Linked DNA regions of Homo sapiens: region 1 is linked to region 2. Evidence: chromatin loops called from intact Hi-C (ENCODE). Cell type or tissue: breast epithelium. All regions are shown on one strand. Links, peaks and the distances in the headings refer to the core of each region. The heading gives the core; the rest is flanking DNA. Region 1 overlaps KCNJ16 (potassium inwardly rectifying channel subfamily J member 16). Region 2 holds the start of LOC112267896 (a long non-coding RNA gene).

Region 1 (11,093 bases), core at 3,894-6,393, 57 kb after region 2:
TCGGCACCATCTTCTATAGATTTTTGTTCTATTTCTTTCTTAGATTGTGTTTGGCCAACGCTTTCATCTTAATCTTCTGCCTCAGTTTATCTTCCTTCAAGGCTACTTAGTTGGGTAGATTTTGTGTATTTCAAAGACTCCATGTTTTCTCTGTATCATGAAGATACTGTCACAATGACAGGTGAGCTCATCATCTTGTTAAAGGGTTTATTTCCACATCTCAATTGTTCTGTCCTCAAAGTCACAAAAAGAAACTATTTCTGAATCTTTCGTGGACCATATACCACTACATGGAGACACACAATTTTCACCTGCCAATAACAAAGGAACATGTGTCAGACATTACATTTTCCATTTATTTTTAAATTTCACAACACAGGGTTCTAAACCTGTGCCATGCACCATTCTAAATGCTTTAAAAATATTGATTCGGTCTTCATAACAGACTTTATTTTTATGATAAGGAAACAGAGGCACTGAAAGGTCGGGATGTTCTGATGTCACACAGCCAGTAAATGACATAGCTAGATTTGAACTATGTAGTCATGTAGTAAAGGTATGGGCTTTTAACCAGTAGTGTATGTCTTCTAAAGAGCCTCAATTCCCCATAAATTCATATCTGTGTTATTACTGGAGATGCTAAGTTATATTAACACGTTCTTTGGATTACATACCCACTAGTCAAGACACCTTTGTACATAACTCCAAGTGAAATCCTGAGAAATGCTCAGGCATTGAAATAATAAAGGAGAATGAAACCCTACCACCTCAATTCTGCTCTATGCCTCTGATGATTGATTTTATTGAAGTAGTCTATTTCATACATCAACCGCTAGCTTATTCTTTCTCTATCAAAGCATTTAAGGAATAAAAAAAGCAAACCACAGAGAATATCTTCACTTTATTCAATGGGCAGAACACTAGATGTTCCAGCATAAGAATTTGTTATTTCCCTCAAAATCAATAAATACAAACAGAAAAATCAATAAAGATTTTACTCCATTGAGCAAGGATAATACCAAATCTAACGAAAGTAATGTTTTATTGATGGGGGAAAATGTAACCATTCTTTATGGTCCCAACGACAGATGGAAGTTTGCTGCCTTTTATACCAAATATTCAACTGTGACACCATTTATTTGATGGGGAAAATGTCAATAAAATTAGAGCCCAATAGGCCTCGACAGGTTTCTTTAGTTTAAAAAGTCTTTACTTAATTAATTCAAGATAATATAAATATTATACAAATATTGATTTGTTAGAAATACTGCTCTTGATATGGAAATACTTACAATGAGAATTTTTGTGAGAAAGTGAAGCAATCTTAACTTTTATTTTTTATTACAATTAGTTAATGAAGAGTAACAATGATCTGAAGTCATCCACTAAAATATTTTGTTTGCCATTTATTGCATAGTAAATTCTGTATTTCCTTGGTTCAGAACACATATTACTAATGAAGTCAAACGTGTATTTTCAGAGAGACTATCAAACAAAAGCCAGAGGTGAGCACAAGAAAAGTGTATTTTTAAAGGTAAAATATGTTCAGTGTTCTGTGAATAAAAGAAAACTGCACTGCTTAAGACAAAAAGCTGTTAAGATTGTTTACAGATCAAGAAATTATTTTACAAAAATGGTTATTTATTCATCATTTTTTTCAACATCCATGGAAGAATGCCTCTTGAAGAAATAGGATGTTTACTATTTAAGTTGGGAAAAAAATTGGCAGTTTTCCTATCCAAGAAACGATTAGTACATTCATGTTGAGGATGACTGGGCTTCTGAAGGTCCTTATAAACTTCATTTTAGTGTTTGGCATTTCCTTTTACGTAATTGCAGCTTTTAAACTAAAGATCAGATCATACACTGGCATATTTTTGTTATTCTTGTTTTGTGCATTGTTGGTACAATTTCTGATTTGATTCCTGATGAAAATAACAAACAACATTTGTGGTAGTACTTTGGAAGTTAAGCCTTTTACATCAATTGTCACATTTTATTATTTATTTATTTATTTCAAGACAGAGTCTCACTCTGTCACCCAGGCTGGAGTGCAATGGTGCAATCTCAGCTCACTGCAAGCTCCACCTCCCGGGTTCAAGATATTCTCCTGCCTCAGCCCCCCGAGTAGCTGGGATTACAGGCACCTGCCACCACACCTAGCTACTTTTTTTTTTTTTTGTATTTTTAGTAGAGACAGGGTTTCTCCATGTTGGTCAGGCTGGTTTTGAACTCCCAACCTCAGGTGATCCGCCTGCTTCGGCCTCCCAAAGAGCTGGGATTATAGACATTATCTTTAAAACAACTCTGTGAGAGTAGTGAGAGGAAGTGGTAGTAGAATTCTTATTATGGCAATAGGAATACTAAGACTCAGGTAAATTAAGTGATGTTAGTGTAAGACAGATAGGGAAACTCAAATTCCAGGGTTTCAATTCTGGCCTCTGTTTTTCTTTCATTTACCATCCAACCACTACAGTGTCCTCTTTCCTCTTTTACTTCTGTCATAGAAAAATCTTAAGGAGGCCAGGCGCGGTAGCTCACACCTATAATCCCAGCACTTTGGGAGGCCAAGGTGGGCGGATCATTTGAGGTCAAGAATTCGAGATCAGCCTGGCCAACATGGTGAAACCCGTTCTCTACTAAAAATACAAAAATAAAATTAGCCGGTTGTGGTGGCAGGCGCCTGTAATTCCAGCTATTCGGGAGGTTGAGACAGGAGAATCGCTTGAACCCGGGAGGCAGAGGTTGTGGTGGGCCGAGATTGCACCACTGCACTCCAGCCTGGATGACAGACTGAGACTCTGTCTCAAAATAAATAAATAAATAAATAATAAAATGTGACGATGTAAAAGGCTTAAGTTCCAAAGTGCTACCACAAATGTTGTTTGTTATTTTCATGAGGAATCAAATCAGAAAAGTACCAACAATGAATAAAACAAGAATAAGAAAAATATGCCAGTGTATGATCTGATCTTTAGTTTAGAAGTTGCAATTACGTAAAAGGAAATGTCAAACGCTAGAACAGGTGAATCGCTTGAACCTGGGAGGTGGAGTTTGCAGTGAAGCCGAGATAGCGCCACGCCACTGCACTGCAGCCTGGGCGACAGAGCAAGACTCTGTCTCAAAAAAAAAAAAAAAAAAAAGTAAAAGAAAAAGAAAAAAGTTTGAAAACCAGTAGTCTAGGCCAAGGCACCTCACCACCACAAAACTGTTTTCTTTTCAAATTGGATCAACGATAGCTGTGATACAGAGCTTTTAGGGCAGCGGTTTCCAACCCTTTTGGCACCAGATACTGGTTTTGTAGAAGACGATTTTTTTCACGGATGGAGGAGAGAGGGGATATGAAACTGTTCCATCTCAGATCATCAGGCATTAGTTAGATTCTCATAAGGAGCGCACAACCTAGATCCCTCGGATGTGCAGTTCACAATAGGATTCGTGCTTCTATGAGACTCTAATGCTGCCGCTGATCCAGCAGGCGGAGGAGCTCAGATGGTAATGCTGGATGTCTGCTGTTGCTGTTCACCGCCTGCTGTGCGGCCCGGTTCCTAACAGGCCATGGACTGGTCCCGGTCCCTGGCCTGGGGGTTGAGGACCCCTGTCTTAGGGATATTGGGGCAATGAAATTGAAACAACCAACTCATAACAGGCACTTTAGAAATGGTAACATTCCCAGGGGATTAAAGCTTGTCACCAGGGTTAATTCCAAATTATTCATTAAATTTTGTCCTCTATGGAAAGAAAAGTTACCTCTTTTGGGTAACTTATGGTACACTTTGGCTATATTCAAAATGGTTAGTGGCTGCCATTGAAAAGAAATCAAATAAGGCCAAGTGATTTTTTTTTTTCTAACTAGGAAACTTAGGAAAAAAATTAAGGAGGTGGCATGACCTGTTTATTTATGTGATTCTGACCATTATACCACAATAGTTTTGCCTAGTGGCCGATTTTAGTCCTATGGCTTGAATGACTTAAAATATGTAGATCTAATATGGCTTGGTAATATAAAAGTCCTCAGTTTAAAAAGTCAATTCAATTTAAAATTGAATTTAAAATTGACTTTTAAAAAGTCAAATTCGATTTTAAAACTTAATGAGAAAAGGTTTTTAGTCTCGTTTCCACCAGAACGTGTGAAAGTTTTCTTTCTTTTGCTTTTCTCATTTTGTAACCGGCTACTTTGGTCCTACGTTGCTGTATGTAACACAGGAATACAAACAGGCAAATCAAGCCAATTTCTTCTTCTGATCCCTATATGTCCTCTTCCTGAACCTATAAATGGTTTCAATTCATACAGTAGTTGTTACGTATCAACTCTGTGCCAGGTACCATGCCGTATGCTTGGGGCCACGCTATCCTCATTTATTTCACTCTTTTTCTGAGGACTGTTCTACAGCAGGAATTTTGGGGTCTAAGCCACTTCAGTTGGCCCCGTAAGTTTTTATTTTTAAATTAATTTAAGAGTCTTGCATAATTTGCATATGAGTTTTAATTACTAGAAAAGAGGGAATAAGTATGTTTACTTTTATTTAACTCTCAGCATTTCCAGATTCCTGAAGTTGAAAAACATCACCCAAAACCATTTAAAATTTTTGTTTGTTTGTTTGTATGTTTTAATAGTTCCCAAAGGTGGAATCTGTGACTTGAGGGAGGCAGTGAAAAAAACATAATGCCTGCAGTTACTGAAGCATAAAACTACAGGGTTTCCATAGTTGCTGTAGTCTATAACCCGAGGGCACTCTATTAAATAATCTTAACTTGCTGGGAAGGAGGGAAAACATTTAGCTATAAACTAGACTTACAACCGCAAGTGACATTTTTTCAAAAGGTTACCACATCTCTGTTTATCAAATTTATATGTACATAAAAAGATTAAAAGTTAGTTACTCCAGTATTTACAGAGAACACACACCTCTGACTAACTCTGTTTAGAATCTCTAATTATATCACACTCAAGATAAAGGCCGATCCTGCTAACACTTTGTAACCGTGGTAATAACTGCTTCCACCACTGCAGGTCTAAGTTTAAATTATGCACTGCTGCTTTGAAAGAGGGGATCTCGACAGGGAAACTGGTGTAGTCCACTTCCATCCAGCCTCAACTGTCTCACTGCACCTCAAGGACACTGTTAAATCATTTGCCCAAGCATTAATTTTTTTAGCCTCCACCCCAGATTTAATCACTTACTTATCTTCCTGCCAAAGTAATTGTGCTGGTAAAACAGGGCAACTGGAATCTAGGCAGAACTGGCTGTTTCTGCTTCTGTCCAAAGGGACAGGGATGGAAAGGCTGATGGTGGTGATTTTGTGATTGAATGGGGGTAATTGTTCTGGGTTTTTTGTTTTTCCCTTTAAAGAAAATTCTACAGGCTTGAAAACTCTAAGATAAGGAGAAAAGCTGACCTAAAAACACTGTCATCTCACAAACCTTTAGCTAGTAGAAAACAGATCACCTTTGTTACATTTTGGCTGGATAACATTGCACACATTATTTGGGTAATTGAGGTCAATGGAAACACTTGGACTTTATTTTCCCAGGTACTTTTCTTTTCTAGCCTGAATTATGAGCCTCATTCTGGCACAGAGTCCTACTTACAGAATGTGTTGCCAATTCATTGGGTGCATTTAGTAAGTTCATACGATAGACATTGAAAAACCCAAGAGTATCATTTTGGATGATCAGGCTCTATAGTTTCTCTTCAGTAATTTTTGATTTATCTACCCGGGTTAGCAGGGATATATGAAATAGTGCACAATACCGCTAACCCACTCACAATACCGCTAACCCACTCACAATACGGCTAACCCACTCACAATACCGCTAACCCACTCACAATATGGCTAACCCACTCACAATACCGCTAACCCACTCACAATACCGCTAACCCACTCACAATACCGCTAACCCACTTAGATCACCTGAAAAAGTGTCAACCATTTTGTTTAGCTCAGTTGCCAGCAATGTAACAAAAACATTGTCCAGAAGTATTCTTTAGGACATTTGTGGCTATGAAACAAAGATTCAAAATCCTTAGCCTAACCGGTGAATGTTTTCCCAGTTTTGACTCAGCTTGATCTTTTGGCCTTCTCTGCCTCCACTTCTCTTATATGACTCCAGCCTTCCCACTTTACAAAAATGCCTTGTTTCTTTCTCCCATCTGGAGAATGTTAAGTTCTCCCCTACTTGACTTTCATCCATCTAAGCATATCTTTCAAAGTGATAGCCCAATCTACCCTTTACACAACACCTTTTCAGAAGAATTACACCAATCATGAGTAGGTCCTCCTCAGAACTCACTCATGCTGTCTACTTCCTCTCCTACTCATTTGACCATCATCTGTCACCATTTCCCACTCATTTGACTGTTAACTAAAATAAAATTGAAGTCAAAACACAACTTAAGTGATAAGATAATTTCCTGTTTGTTATATCTTGCCTTCTAAATAGCTTACTAACTTCCTGTGGACTACAATCACGTCTTATACATCATAAATTTGCTAACAACCAGCTACCCTCCTCCAACACAGTGCAGGAGAGGCCTATGGAATAGTACGCATTTACAGGGGTCAAAGAATCAAAATTTAGGCTTAGGAATGATAAATAATGGGATTTTCTCCTTAATAGGATTTGCTGCAAACAAGTAAACATGCAGTATTTGTTTGGGGTGCTCCTTCCACTCAGCACCCCACCTTATCCCCCAGTACACATACACACACACACACACACCACTCCTCTGATGTTTCCATGGCATCTATTCTACTGGTTGCAGAATATAGTTTTCTGCTGTTTTCCCAGATAAGCCTTTAGTTTCTTGCTATTACCTAGGTAGGGCTTCATTAGACACTTAAGGGCTGCTTTGCTTGAACTGAATACATACCCTTGAATCATCCTGATGTACTTTATCAAGAGTCACCTCTCCCTTACTTATTTCCAGGGCAATATTTACATTTAATCGGGGAGTGTGGAGTTCATCAGTCTATGCAAGTAAATGTTAACATTCCATGTCCTGTGACAGCTTGGGTGAGAGCTGTAATTTATTGGGTTGGAGGGGGGTTGTGGTTATTTGCATTGTGTAAGCTAAGCCTCATTCTTAACACAGAAAAAAGAATGCTACACAACACCAAAAAGGCTAAAATTTGTTTTGCATTATAAATAACAGAAACCTAAAACATCTACCTAAAAGCACATTGGAATGAACCATAGCAAGTTCCTAATTTTGTTTTTCATTGTGTTTTTATTGTTTTATGAGTCTTAGTTTCCATATAGGATCAAAATGACTCAAATCACATCTTTTACATAAGTGTTTTCTACTTTTAGCCTGTATATTTACAATTATGGAATAAACCATATATGCAAGTTTACCTTCCTCCAAGAAAATATGGATCTGTAGATACCATGTGAAGTCAAAGAACAACATTTTAAGATTTTTATCACTTCCTGACCATGGGATGTTTTACAACCTAAGAATAGCATTTCTGAAAAACAAACTCAGAGCATGAGTTATGTAAGAGGCAGTTGGTTTTACAGTTCGAAATAACTGAAATATGTACTAGTCCATTGTATTAGTCAAGGTTCTCTAGAGAAACAGAACCAATAGATAGATAGATAGATAGATAGATAGATAGATACATAGACAGATAGATATAGATAGATATAGATAGATGATAGATATAGATAGATAGATAGATAGATAGATAGATAGATAGATAGATAGATGAGATTCATAATGAAAACTGACTTATTCAATTATGCAGGCTAAGAAGTCCCACAATATGCCATCTGCAGCTGGAGAACTAGAAAAACTGTGCTGAAATTCAGTCTGATTAAGAAGGTCTGAGAATTTTGGAAGCCAATGGTATAAATTTTATTTAAAGTCCAAAGGTCCAAAAACCTGAAGCTCTGATGGCTGAGGGAAGAATATGGATGCCCCATCTCCAGAAAAAGGAAAAGATGTTTGTCCTTCCTCCACCATTTTGTTCCATCCAGACCCTCAGCAGATTGCATGATGCCCCCCACATTAGCGAGGGCATTCTTTACTCAGTCTACTGACTCAAATGCTAATCTCAAATGCCAGACATCCTCACAGACACACCCAGAAGTAATGTTTTACCAGCTATCTGGCCAACCCTTCGCCAGTCAAGCTGACACATAAAATATAACCAACACGTCCATCAATTTGCAAAGGTTGAAAGTTAGTAAAAGATTCCTCAGAAAGGAAGAAATGGAAGAAAATCTGAAAAAGGTGAAATAACCTTTTGGACGCAAGTGTGGATGCTCTATAGTATTATTTGTCTAAGGCTGCTTTGACAAAGCATTGCAAACTGGGTGGCATAAAACAACAGAAATGTATTTTCTCACAGTTCAAGAGGCTAGAAGTCTGAGCCAAGGTGTAGTGTTGGGAGGGCCTTGCTCCTTCTGAAGCCTCTAAGGGAGAATGTCCCCTTTCCACTTTTAGCTTCTGCTAGCCCCGGGCTTTCCTTCCTTGTAGCAGTGCAATTCATCTTCACCTGAATTCTTCTGTGTGTGTGTGTCTGTGTCCAGATCTCCTGTAAGGACACCAGTCGTATTGGATCCGGGCCCACTCTAATGACTTTATCATAACTTGATTACATCTGCAAAGACCCTATTTCCAAATCAGGTCTCATTTGCAGGTACTAGGAGTTAGAACTTCAAAATTTCTTTTTCTGGGACACAATTTAACCCATAATAGATAGTGATGACAAGAAAATGAGAGACTCCAGGAGATTCCATGCTTTCCTTATAAAAGGGTAGAGAAACATAGTGAAATGAAGGAGGGCTTTGTTTTCATTTTCTTACTAATAATTCTTTCTTTTACTGTGCTTTTAGTTTCTTATGGCCATTATTGGGAGGTAAGATAATACCACATGGAAGCACTTATTTTTCTACTTATTATTTAAATCTTTCATTCTTTTCAAGAGGCTTGGCCAATTATTCTGTAATTTGCCATAACTATTGGAATATGGTTAGGTGTCAGCAAGCAGGCGATCTTAGTACAGATAACAAAAAATAGAACATGTTTCACAAGGAGTAAGGAAAAAAAAAACAAATAAAAAGGGCAAATAAGGGGAATAATTAATGATGGATTAGGAAAGGTGAAAGACATGAAGCATTGTCAAAAATATTTATCCTATAAACTTGGTTTAAATTGCGATTTGGTATTGATGCAATGGCTCATGACTCAGGTTTTCTTCCATAATGTCTCTTGTGCCCCAGACAGCCCTGTGTTCTGAAGCTTCCTTTATATTTTCCAGAATTCACAGCCTAAAGAGAAATAACAATTGTGACATTTGCATTTACTTAAGGCTTTGGAAAAACTCAAAGTGAAAATAAAAGTAACCTTCAAGAATTGTCTCCATGGAATAACTGTCTCAACTATTTTGGCCAAGACTGTCTTTAGGTCTTTATTTTCATGGCAGGAATAGCAATAGTTTCAAGCTTTGGAGGGTAAGGGAAGTTGGAAAGGTGGGAATATCAATTGTATCTTTCTACAAGAGAAAACATCTACATGAAGAAAACAGTAGTAAGTGTTGCAATTAGAAATTTGAGAAATTGTAAAAGTTGAAAGAACTTGAACTGCTAACAATTAATAAAAGTATGTATTTTATCTACAGAGATTATCTAGAATGAAAGGATGGGAAGGTGAGGTATTTAAATTATTGTAACCATCCATTGCACTTATTTATTAGTCAATGAGGTGAAAGGTGGGGGGAATAACATATATTTTCTTAATTTTTTGTGATTAAACAAATTCGAGGTGGTAGATTTGATAGGGCTGAAATTTATTATACCACTGTCCCCCGCAGGTTTGAAACAATTTAGGACGCTACATAGAATTACACTTGAAAGTAAATTGCACTGTAGGCAAATCATGTTTCCAAGAACATGACACATCTTACTGGCTAGAGTTAACCAGTCCTGAGAAACGGCAGGAACTCTTGCTCTCCAAATCCTATCTTGCAAGGCCGTAGAATTTGTCCACAGAAAATCATCACCAGTCATCACTGAGCATTTGTCACAGTAGGTTTTATTAAGTTCAGACAGATTCAATTATAATTAAATCAATCAACCTTTCATATATTGGCTAACAGACAGACTTCTAAGAAAACCAAGCTTCCCTAAAAAAAAGCAATTAGATATTATTTTCTTGATTCAACTTATGTGAGCATATGAATAATTTACTTTTGTTTGTTTAATTCACAAATAGCTCAATTTATAAGTATTGGTGTGGGCTATAGGCTTAAGAAACATGTTTGTGTAAAGCTGCTGTCCCACGTAGCATTTACCACCATACTATGTTTTTTATCTTGAGATGCTGAATATACAAATAAATACTGGCCAGACCATGTAAGACAAAACAACTTTGACCATAATCTCTGCAGGAACCAGCCCAGGAAGCCCAATCATAACCTTTGTAGCCATTTGGCCCAAAATGGTCAGAACTTGGTCAATGACTCTCAGCTTTCCTTATGCTTGCCTTCACTTCTAACCTAGAACCAACCAGAAAAAGAAAATGTGCTCCTCAAACCATTTATAGAGGAAGCCCGGCTTCCACATAGCCTACCTCCAGCTTCCTCAGCCAACAGCTTTTGATCAGGGCAAACGTGAAGCTTTTCTACTCTTTCTACTATAAAGATTTTCCACTCCTCTGCCTGCCTGTGAGTCTCTGGCAAACAAAAGTGATCGTGCCTGTCTTCCTTGCAAGCTCTGGATAAATAATTTCTGCTTGTTCTGGTTCAGATGATCGTTGTTTATTTCCACAATCTTTATTAGGATCTCTATACAGAATCTTTTAAATGGCAAGATTAGCCCTGCCCAGATTTAGGAAATCATTTAGGGCCACTGGATATCAAATGTGGTACCAAAAAAAATGTTGAAACTGATTCAAACTTGGGTCAAGATCCCTTTGATCTAGCTCAAATCTGTGATAATTTGGCATTTTATATTACTTAATCCTTTTTTTTTTTTTTTTTTTTTTTTTTTTTTGAGATGGAGTCTTGCTCTGTCACCCAGGCTGTAGTGCAGTGGCACTATCTCGGCTCACTGCAAGCTCCGCCTCCCGGGTTCACACCATTCT
Region 2 (11,093 bases), core at 4,743-7,242:
GCAGCTTGTTTAATTTCAATGTAATTGTATGGTTTTGAGATATCTTCTTGTTATTGATTTCTGTTTTATTGCACTGTGGTCCAAGAGTATGTTTGGTATGATTTCTATTTTTTTTTTTTTTGAATCTTTGAGATTTGCTTTACAGCCAAGCAGGAGGTCAATCTTAGAGTATCTGTCACGTGCAGATAAGAAGAATGTATATTCTCTTGTGGTTTGGTAGAGCATTCTGTGTCTATTAGGTCCAATTGTTCAAGTGTTGAGTTTAAGTCCAGAATAGCTTTATTAATTATCTGCTTCAATAATTTGTTTAATCCTGTCAGTGGGATGTTGAAGTCTCCCATTATTATTGTGTGGTTATCTAAGTCTCTCCATAGGTCTCCAGGAAATTGTTTTATAAATCTGGGTGTTACAACTTTGACTGCATATATATTTAGGATAGTTATGTTGTTGAATTGAACCCTTTATCATTATATAATGCCCTTTTTTGTCCTTTTTGATCATTGTTGGTTTCAAGTCTGTTATATCTGATATAAAAATAGCAATTCTTGCTCTTTTTTCCAATTTGCATGACACATATTTCTGAAATCTTTTACTTTGAGGTTATCAGTGTCGTTACATCTGAGATGAGTCTCTTGAAGACAGCAGACAGAAAGGTTTTGTTTCTTTTTTCAACTTGTCACTCTATGCCTTTTAAGTGGGCATGTCCCACTTAAAATGGGGCATTGTTCCATTTACATTCAAAGTTAATACTGATAAGTGAGAATTTGATTCTGTCATTGTGTTATTAGCTGGTTGTTAAGTAGACTTGATTGTGTAGTTGCTTTATAGTGTCCATGGGCTATGTACTTAAGAGTTTTCTGGTGGCAGGTACCTTTCTTTCATTTCATTTATTTCATTGTTTAGCACTCCTTTAAGGACCTCTTTTCAGGCAGTTCTAGTGGTAATGAATTCCTTTAACATTTGCTTGTCTGAAAGGATTTTATTTCTCCTTCACTTATGAAGCTTAGATTGGCAGAATATGAAATCCTTGGTTTAAATTTCTATTCCTTATAGATGCTGAAAATAGGCCCCCAATCTCTTCTGGCTTGTAAGGTTTCTGCTGAAAGATCCATTGTTAGCCTGACTGGGTTCTCTTTGAAAGTGGCATGCCCCTTCGCTCTAGCTGCCTTTAAGATTTTTTCTTTTGTGTTGACCTTGGTGAATCTGATGACTATGTGCCTCAGGGATGGTTGTCTTGTATAGTATCTCACAAAAGCTTTCTGAATTTTTTGAATTTGCATGTTGACCTCTTTAGTGATATTGAGAACATTTTCATGGACCATATACACAAATGCATTTTCCAAGTTGCTTACTCTTTCTCCTTCTCTTTCATGAATGCCAAATGAGTCATATGTTTGATCTCTTTACACAGTCTCTCACATTTCTTAAATCAAGGCTTTTTTTCCTTTTTCTGATTATTTTTTCTTTATTCTTGTCTGCCTGTGTTGATTCAAAGGAATGGTCTTCAAGCTCTGAGATTTTTCCCTTAGCTTGGCCTATTCTGTTGTTAATGCTTCCAGTTGAATTCTGAAATTCCCATAATAAATTGTTTAAGTCCAGAAGTTGTTTTGTTCTTTCTTAAGATGGCTATTTTATCTTTCAACTCTTGGATTGTTTTACTGTTGCCCTTGGATGGGGTTTCAACCTTCCTCTGTACCTTATTGAGTTTCTTTGCTGTCTGGATTCTGAATTCTATATCTGTCATTTCGGCCATTTCAATCTGGTTAAAGACCATTGCTGGGGAACTAGTGTAGTTGTTTGGAGATAAGAAGACACTCTGGCTGTTAGAGTTGCCTGAGTTCTTGTGCTGGTTCTTTCTTATCTGTGAGGACTAATATAACTTTATTCTTTTAAGTTGATATCCTTTGGGTGGGGCTGTTTGTTTTTATGTTCTTCATTTCCCTTGAGGTATGGTAGATTGGCTTCATTTCTAGATGCCTTCAGAGGGCCAAGGCTCAGTTCCACATTCCTGGGTTGCATTCTCTAAATCCAGGCAGCTGGGACTAGGCTGATAGCTTTGTCCTCTGGCCCCTCAAGATCAAGCAGTAGCTGTGCTGGGGTGGGGGGGCCCAAGGTGCTCCCAGGCTACTGACAAAAGCACTCCCTTGGGGGCTGCTAATGAAAGTGCTCCAGTGTGATAGCAGGGGCTAGCTGGAACAAAAAAACATTCCAGCAGGTGGCAGGGGGCTGCTGGTAAAAGTGCTATGGCAGTGGTCACTGGCAAATGTGCTCCAGCAGAGCAGTGGAGGCTGCACTGCGTGTCCACTCCCAAAGGAGCCTCCAGGTAGGGACTCCGGGAGGGACTGGCAGACAAGGGGGAACATAGATCATACTCACTGTGGTTCCACAGCCCTGCTGTCTGCAGGCCTGACTGTTAGCAAAGGTCAGAGCCAGCTGGGGGAGTATGGAGAACCTTGGGGGATAGGCACCTATTGCTGATTTCCTTTGCAGCTATCTCCACACCAAACCCCCTGGGCTCTGCATAGACTCAGGCTCTGTCTCTGCCGATGCTCCACGCAGATCTCCCTGTCAACTTACTTGTCCATAGGGGTCATAAGCTCTGCAGCCAAGACACGGGAGATCTGTGGCAAGAGTAGGTTGCACTGCAGTTATTTCACTCACCACTATCCTTAGGAGTGGCTCAGGGTCAGGAATGAGTTCTGGTGTTCATCAGTTGCACACAGGGTTCCCAACTTCCTCCTTCTTCAGCTCCTGTGTCTGCATTGTCTCTTCATTCACTCTCAGCACATTCTGTCAGAAGGATCTCTATTTGGAGTATACTGGTCTGCTTGGGAGTCTGATGGCTCTAGATGGAAGAAGCTCTTCCTAGCTGTGTCTAGTCAGCCATCTTTATTCTTTGTCTTTTGCTCTGTACAGCTAGTCACCTCCAAGACAATACCAGGAGGATGTTGCAAATCCTCTATTTAAATTTTGTGACTATTAATTATGTCAAAAAATTTATGTAGTAAGGTAATGTATTGTTTCAAATAGAGTTTAAGTTAACTAGAGGGATACATGAGTAAGGAAATCATTTTTTCCGCTTCTTTTAGCTCATTTTCATTAGCCAATCTAATTCTACACTCTTAACACTCTCTTAGAAAAAAAAAAAAGTTCTACTTATGTAGCTTCAATGGATTGGGAAGTAACAAGTGGTACCAAAAGTTCATTATATCCTAATTTTCCACCCTGGGTCTCAAAGCAATATTGTCTTATAGTTTAGGTTTTTTCCCATGTGCTGGACATGATATGTGATGGAAAGAATGCTTGGTAATTAACCTTGGATCATAACTTGGCAGCTGCTAGGTCTCCCATCTTTAATAGCCATTCACAAGAAGTTGAATTGGGTCCCAAGCTGTCATCCAAATAAGCAGAATGTGTCCTAAGGCAGATCAAATCTAATTACAGGGCTCTAGAGCTATTCCCTTTCCATTCTCCTTAAAAAGAGGCCACTCATACTGCTCCAGCTCCCCTTACGCATTTTGCAGCAGTATCAGGTGGTTCCCAGTAATTCACTGACTCGTAAACCAAACTGATAGAAGTTCTGACTCTTACTAGTCCAATTGAGGTCCTCTGGTAATTGTCTTCTGGTAGAAAGTTGTGGATTTTGCATTATTATTGTGAGACCTCCAATTCATAGACAAGGACCACATGCTCTCCTTCCATATTCTCCTAAATTAGAAAACTTCAATGAGTGTGTTATATATCTCCATCCCAACAAATATTTATCTTCCTTGGCTTTCTAGCATCCTTTACATTTCTCCGTTTCCCTAGGCCCCTAGCAATTATGAAATCCATTAACTATAATTATAAAGCTCCATTAAAAATTTGATATACACAGCAGTTAATATTCACCATCTGTAATCTTCCAAATGAATATTTGTTTATTTCAGTACTTCAGCTGCTACATCTAAAAATGAAGGTAAATAATTTGACAAGGGCCTCAAAAGCCCTGAATATTTTATTTCAACTGAGCAGTATGTGACTTCTTAAAATATCTCAGGCTCTTTCTTTCATAATGCCCCTATTGATTTCTTTTTTTAGAAGACTAGAAAGGGAAAGGATTTAGGTTACAAAATTCATACTTATTTTTAGTAAAGTATTTAAAAACCAAAAGGTATCATTAGAGAAATGCTATTATATTGTCAGTGCAATCCCCAGTTAATATGTGAGGCACTCAATTTAAAATGGTCAAGAGAAAAATCATCATCTTCATCATCATCTGTGGAATCTAACATACTAGTTCCAGTCAGAATTCTTGTTTGGAATAGAAACCAACAAACCCACTCTGGTTAACTTAAGCAGAAAAGGGATTGCTCATCAGATCTATAATAGCTCTCAGATTCAAGCTGGAGAACCAGACTCAGGGAGAAATCAAGGAAGTAAAGGTGCAGCCAAGGAGTCCCCAGTGGACTTCATGGTATCACTGTTGACAAACAAACCTTTGATATTGCTGTCTCTTGTGCCTTCACCCCTGGACACTGGCTGCTGCTCTGCCAGTATCCACTGTCTCTAAATATTCGTTGTTATGCCACTGGGAATCTCCAGATTACAGTGAAAAAATTCTGACTCTATACCTTCACTTCTCTTCCTTTTTTTTTCAGTTTCAAATGCAGGCCACAGCTTCTGATTAGTTGAGCTGTTAATATGTTCAGGGTCTAGGTTCCCAGATGTATTAGGCCGTTTTCATGCTGCTGATACAGACATACCTGAGACTGGGTAATTTATAAAGAAAAAGAGGTTTGATGGACTCACAGTTCCACATGGCTGGAGAGGCCTCACAATCATGGCAGAAGGCAAAAGTCACATCTTACATGGTGGCAGACAAGAGAGAATGAGAGCCAAGTGAAAGGGGTTTCCCTTTATAAAACCATCAGATCTCATGAGATTTACTCACTACCACCAGAATATTATGGGGGAAACTGCCTCCATGATTCCGTTATCTCCCACCATGTCCCTTCCACAACACATAGGAATTATGGGAGCTACAATTCAAAATGAAATTTGGGTGGGGTCACAGCCGAACCATATCACCAGAGGAAAAGGCAAGATATACTTTATGCTCCTTTTGTTTTATAGTAGAAAGTGTAATTCCACCTCTGTGTCAGTCTATTCTCACACTGCTATAAGGACATACCTGAGACTGGGTAATTTATAAAGAAAAGAGTTTTAATTGACTCACAGTTCAGTGTGGCTGGGGAGGCCTTAGGAACCTTGCAATCATGGCAGAATGGGAAGCAAACATGTCCTTCTTCACATGATGGTAGGAGAAAGAAGTGCCAAACAAAGGGAGAAAAGCCCCTTAAAAAACCATCAGATCTCCTGAGAACTTACTCACTATCATGAGAACCTCATGGGGGAAACCGCCCTCATGATTCAATTATCTCCACCTGATCCCACTATTGACATGTGGGGATTATTACAAATCAAGGTGAAATTTGGGTAGGGACACAGAGCCAAACCACATCAACCTCTACCTATCCTTTGAGTAGCCACAAATCTTGGTTTGTGGTAATAGCCATGATTTTAGCCCATTGTTCAGGAGTAATGATGAATAATGCTCCCTTTATTCCAAAATGTATTCAGGTTTAGATGATAAATGATGTGCTTGTCTTGCTTATCAAAGGATTTCGCCTCATATTCAAAGGATGTTTAGATGCTGGGAAATCAGATTTTATACTCTTTGTTTCTCACAAAGACACAAAGTGTGACTGATGCTTCTTTACCATTTTTCTTCCCACAAAATGGGGATGGAAACATACTTTTGCATATCATTATTTCTTGAGGTACTTTCACGTTTAATCCCTTTGAGCAAGCAGTCAACACTAACCAAACACAAACATTAGCTTCTTTCAGAATCTAGTAATGCATCCCATTTACAGGTACTATTCTTATTGATGGATGAAAAAGGTAGAGAATAACTAAGTTCTCTCATATGAAAGCTTATAAAAGTAATTTATCACATATGCATCTACTGCTAAATAGTATCATTTGTGTGCCCAAAGCAATATGTGCTCAGATGGGAAAGCTTTCTAGAGATAGTAACTAGAGTAGTTTATGGTTTTGCTAATGTGAGCCAAGTGGGATCAAAGGGCAAAGAAATTATTTTCCCTCCACCCTCAATTGGGATGGTGACCAAGATAAGCCATTTACCTGCCATAGCCTGAAAGTAGTATCTCCTCCTCTTCTCCCTGTTTTTCTAGCCAATTGCATCTGAGGCATTCATTTTCTTTTATCATCCACTTCCTGGTAATATTATTATGCTTTCTTGCTATCTAGATAATATGTATTTTGATGGTCCATACCACTTAAGTTGGGTACCCTTTGAAGTAGGAAACCATACCTTGATCATCATTGTTTTTTTTAGTCACACCTGACACAGTGATTTGTATGCAAAGGTTCTTGATTTTTAACACTATAATTAAAATGTAACCATGCACAGTGTAATGTACATAACAAAGGTTCAAACTGTGTGTTAAATGATCGAACATAATTCCGAGTAAAAAGAGCCATTTGGAAATTACATAAGTTTCTGGAGATACTGGATGTAGAATCCTCAGTATCTTATAAACTAAATTCTGCAAAGAAATACATTAGGAACCTTGGAAGATGTCTTTTTTATATGTTATTCTGGAAGATGTCTTTTTTATATGTCATGCTGTTAATGTAATACAATACAGGAGGAGCAGTCTTCTTCCCAAAGAAACTTACTAGCTCTCTGGAAGTTACTCTTGTGAGTTTATTTTAATGGAATTGCACCTTATGAATTTTGATTGACAAGGACTACCAACTGTGACCTTTGTGACTTATCTTGATATTTTAGTTCCTTGAGATGAGTTTGTTCTTCATCATTGAGAAGTAATAAACTGAAAATAGATGCCTCCACAGAGACCATAATAGAGAACACTTTCAAAGGGGAAATTGCTTTTGCTCAGAGAAATGTTCTCACCATTTTACTTTTTTGATTGTTTTCTCACACCTTATTTCACATAGGAAGACGTTTTCTTTAATTACCGTAATCAAATGTGCGCTCATAGGAAGTGACTCAAAGGAAAAAGGTGTAGACTCCTATGAACTGATAACATAGAAGCTGGTGACCACACAGGAAGGCCTTCAACATGGAAACACAATGTTAGTTTTCTGCCAGGATTTCATGGCCAATGATAAGGCATTGCATTCCCTTGTACATATTTACATAACTTCATGAAATTGCTTTTAAGTAAGGCTTGCAAGATGCATTACGTATGTGGAATTAACTTATATTTCATTACATTGTATGGTTTAGGCTCGTTGAAATGCACAGTTTTCCTAGTTTTGAGTCTGAAATGAAGAAGTAAATATTTGTTCATTCACTCAGCAAGTATTTATTGAGTGTCTACTATGTGCAAGGCATTATTCTAGGGTCTATAGATACAGAAATAAACAAGACAATGTTCTTTTCCAGTCCTGGAATATTAGGGTAACATGGAGAAGATGGGAGTGGAGACATAATAAACAAATGGACAAATATATATACATATATAAAAAATATAAAAATGTTATAATGTAAATATATTTTATCAGGTCATTGTAAGTGCATTGGAAAGCATGAGACAAGGAGAAGAATAAGACACTGCCAGTGAAATCAGGAATTTCTATTTTAAATAGGTGGCCAAAGAAGTTGTTCTAAGGAGGTGCTGCATGATATAAAATCAGATATAGGTTTAGTGAGAGTAACATCATGTGGATAAGTGACAGCAGAATTTTCTGGATAGAAAAATCGTTGAACTTGCTGCCCTAAGTAATATCCTCTTCCAAGAAAAGGCAAGGTGTTCGGACAAGGAGGGTGAGTGTTACAAGGTGAAGTAAGAATATTAGCAAGAACTAAATCATGTGCTTATGCAGGCCTTGATACTCCCTCTGAAAGTTATACCAAATTTTTTATATATATATATATATATATATATATATATATATATATATATAACGTATACTTATATATATATAATGTATGTTTATCAATGAGTTCTCTGAAACACCAACTTTTGTATCATTGTAACTGCCTCTTCTATCTCCTTTCTTTTCCTCCTTTCTTATTCCCTTTCAAATGTACCATACTTGAGCTTTTATGCTACACCTGGTTTTTACATAGAAAAGGAATTTAATGAGAGTGTGCCTGTCACTGCACAAAGAATATTCCCATTTGATCTTTACAGCTACCTTCTTTTTTTTTTTTCTGAGACGGAGTCTCGCTCTGTCGCCCAGGCTGGAGTGCAGTGGCGTGATCTCGGCTCACTGCAAGCTCCGCCTCCCGGGTTCACGCCACTCTCCTGCCTCAGCCTCCCCAGCAGCTGGGACTACAGGCGCCCGCCACCACGCCCGGCTAATTTTTTGTATTTTTAGTAGAGACGGGGTTTCACCGTGTTAGCCAGGATGGTCTCCATCTCCTGACCTTGTGATCCGCCCACCTCGGCCTCCCAAAGTGCTGGGATTACAGGCATGAGCCACTGCGCCCGGCTACAACTACCTTCTAAGGCAAGGCTGAGGTTAAGTAAGGAGTCATGAGGTTCATAAGCTTAAGGCTGTTTGAGCTCCTCCTGTTCTGCCACACTACCACCATCTCCATGGCTCAAGGGATGAAGTGGACCCTTCATCATCTCACCTGAAAATTGAGTGGGTGGGCTTTACCCCAAAGGGTATATGAAAGGTTGACCTTGGACTCGTATCCTAAAGCCAGCCAGACTATTTTCCAGTTGTATCCAGTCCTTCCTCACTTCCCTTGTCTGCTGCCAGGGGGAAGAATTCTAAAGTAATTAGCTAGAACTGGTCCTACTAGAGTATGGTGAAGGCGGCTTCTGCCCAAGAAATTTACCTTGTTTTGTGGTCTCTCTGTTCATGTGGGTCTCACTCATAGATAAAAGTGGTGTGGCCAAGAATGGAATTGAGAACACTGCCTCCAATAAGACAAAACTAAATAAGCCAAATGGTGGAATTTCAAGGCCTATACACCGTGTCTGGGTTTCACGGGTAAGCTATTCATCTGCATTTCCTGTATGCTTGTAGTCACTTTTCATTTGCATGTTCCCAGAGAGAAATAAAATACTGATATAAACAAAGGAATTGGAGCAAGGCAGGTTGGTTCTTGGGAGATACAAATATTAACTCTTATTCTGTCTTTCTAGATTTTTTGCTTCAAAATATTCTGTTCACCGCTAAGATTTTAATGAAAAGAAACATCTATAAGAAATGTTTCTCTATGTGTACCTCTTAGAAATGTAATAACTTATTTATGCAAATGTAAATTATTAAAATAAGTAATTAATATTGATTTATTATTCTAATGCCTCTTCTGAAGAACTCTTCTAGCTGTGAACTGAAAGTTATATCTTGAAAGTGTGCAGCATTTGGAACCAGATGAAGCCAAGTTTAAGGCTGGGCATCCTTGCTTACTGGTTGTATTTCTTTGGCTAGTTAAGTTCTGTGAGTCTCAATTATTAAATCTGTAAGTGGGTATAATAACTCCCCTAATTATACTGTGAGGTATATATTATTATGTGAGGCAATGTATATTAAAGTATTATACATTGGAAACCCCACAAAGGTAAGGTGTTATTAGTAATAACCATCATTTAATGCTGTTCACACATGACATGTATATATAGTCACTCCACAAAGCCTGTGATTATCTAAATTGGTGATTAGAAGAGTAACAGAAGTTCTTTCCAAAGACAACACATGAATTCAAAGATTGAAAAAACATTCTTCCATCACAAAGAGAAGACTTTACACTTTCTGTTCTATTTTGTGAAGAGGATATGGAAATTAAAGTAAGCCTTATGTATTTTTTCCAAAATATGGATATTAAATCAGAGAAACAAATAAAGAACAAAAGCCACAACAATAACAACAGCAACAAGCAAACTAAGAGTCTTCTGGCTCAGTTCAAGGCAATAACCTGTATTGTAGGTAACAATAGTGATTACTCCGTATTTTCTCTTTTTATTAATAGAAGAAACTCAAAGAAGAAGAAGAAAGTCTGGCTTCCTTTTACTATTTGTGACTATACATAAAATAGAACTGGAAAAGAGAATAATAATTATCCTCTTGTTTGACTTATGTCAACAGCTTTTTTTATTGTCATAAAGACAAAATAAGACAAAAAGCATTCCCTTATAAAAGTGTGAATTGTTACTAAATTATCTAGATAATTTCTTCTACTCTGTTTTACTGTTGCTGAATGTTTTACTTATTGTCCCCAATAATGTTGTATGGCCATGTTCCAAAGACTTTTAAACATTTTTTGATTTACGCACACTTTCTATTAGCCATTTTCTAAAAAGATTTTTTTCCCAAAGCAAGTTGAGTAATCATGCTTTCTATTTTTAATTTATACTTAACACTCTATTTTCGTTCTCACCATTCATGTGCTCTGTGTTTACTTACCTTGCTTCAGACAGGTCTGTTTCCCTTTCTCTTTTATGGAAAACTTCACCATCTGTTCCCAATGCTGTAATAGCTTACCATGGTATTTAGGTTTATAGTGGGTAGGACTGAGGAGTGGCAAAGAGAGTTAAGAAAAAGAAAAAAAAACTGAACTGTGTCAATTGAAATTCAAGTTAATTAATGGAAAACTTTTGTGTTAATAAAACATTTTTATTGCATACTATAACATGAAGCATACATTTCCTAAAATGTATTTATTGTTATATCTACTACTAATATTATTCAGCCTTTTTTTTTTTTTTGAGACAGAATTTTGCTCTTGTCACCCAGGCTAGGGTGCAATGGTGCAATCTCGGCTCACTGCAACCTCCACCTCCCCGGTTCAAGTGATTCTCCTGTCTCAGCCTCCCTAGTAGCTGGGATTACAGGCATGCACTACCACGGCCAGCTAGTTTTTTGTACTTTTAGTAGAGACAGAGTTTCACCATGTTGGTCAGGCTGGTCTTGAACTCCTGACCTCAGCTGATCCACCCACCTCGGCCTCCGAAAGTGATGGGAATACAGGCATAAGCCACAGTGCCCAGCCTATTCAGCCCTTTTCTATTTGGAGAATGGTTGGTCTTTGCACGTTTTAC

Evidence for each region. Hi-C counts contacts between places; a loop is a spot of excess contacts. Peaks named below come from ENCODE experiments on the same cell type or tissue, not always from the same donor. Only the 100,000 strongest peaks of a DNase experiment are listed, where the experiment ranks them.
Region 1: a loop joins it to region 2, with 24 times the contacts of the local background. A loop is called at or near these places in 2 of 110 quality-filtered maps.

What each region holds. Positions count from the first base shown.
Region 1 is chr17:70,084,899-70,095,991 of GRCh38, forward strand. All of the region lies in intron 1 of KCNJ16 (potassium inwardly rectifying channel subfamily J member 16), which reads left to right. Among named protein-coding and RNA genes, the nearest start is that of KCNJ16, 15 kb to the left of the region's middle. In breast epithelium, for the core only: a CTCF peak has its summit at 5,061; no DNase peak of the experiment used is centred there; H3K27ac peaks cover 1,433 bases.
Region 2 is chr17:70,027,224-70,038,316 of GRCh38, forward strand. All of the region lies in intron 1 of LOC105371881 (a long non-coding RNA gene), which reads right to left. It overlaps LOC112267896 (a long non-coding RNA gene), which reads right to left and starts at 10,545. Exons shown (of 5, transcript XR_001752989.3): 1 at 10,459-10,545. It overlaps LOC124904053 (a long non-coding RNA gene), which reads left to right and starts at 8,956. Exons shown (of 2, transcript XR_007065891.1): 1 at 8,956-9,042. In breast epithelium, for the core only: no CTCF peak of the experiment used is centred there; no DNase peak of the experiment used is centred there.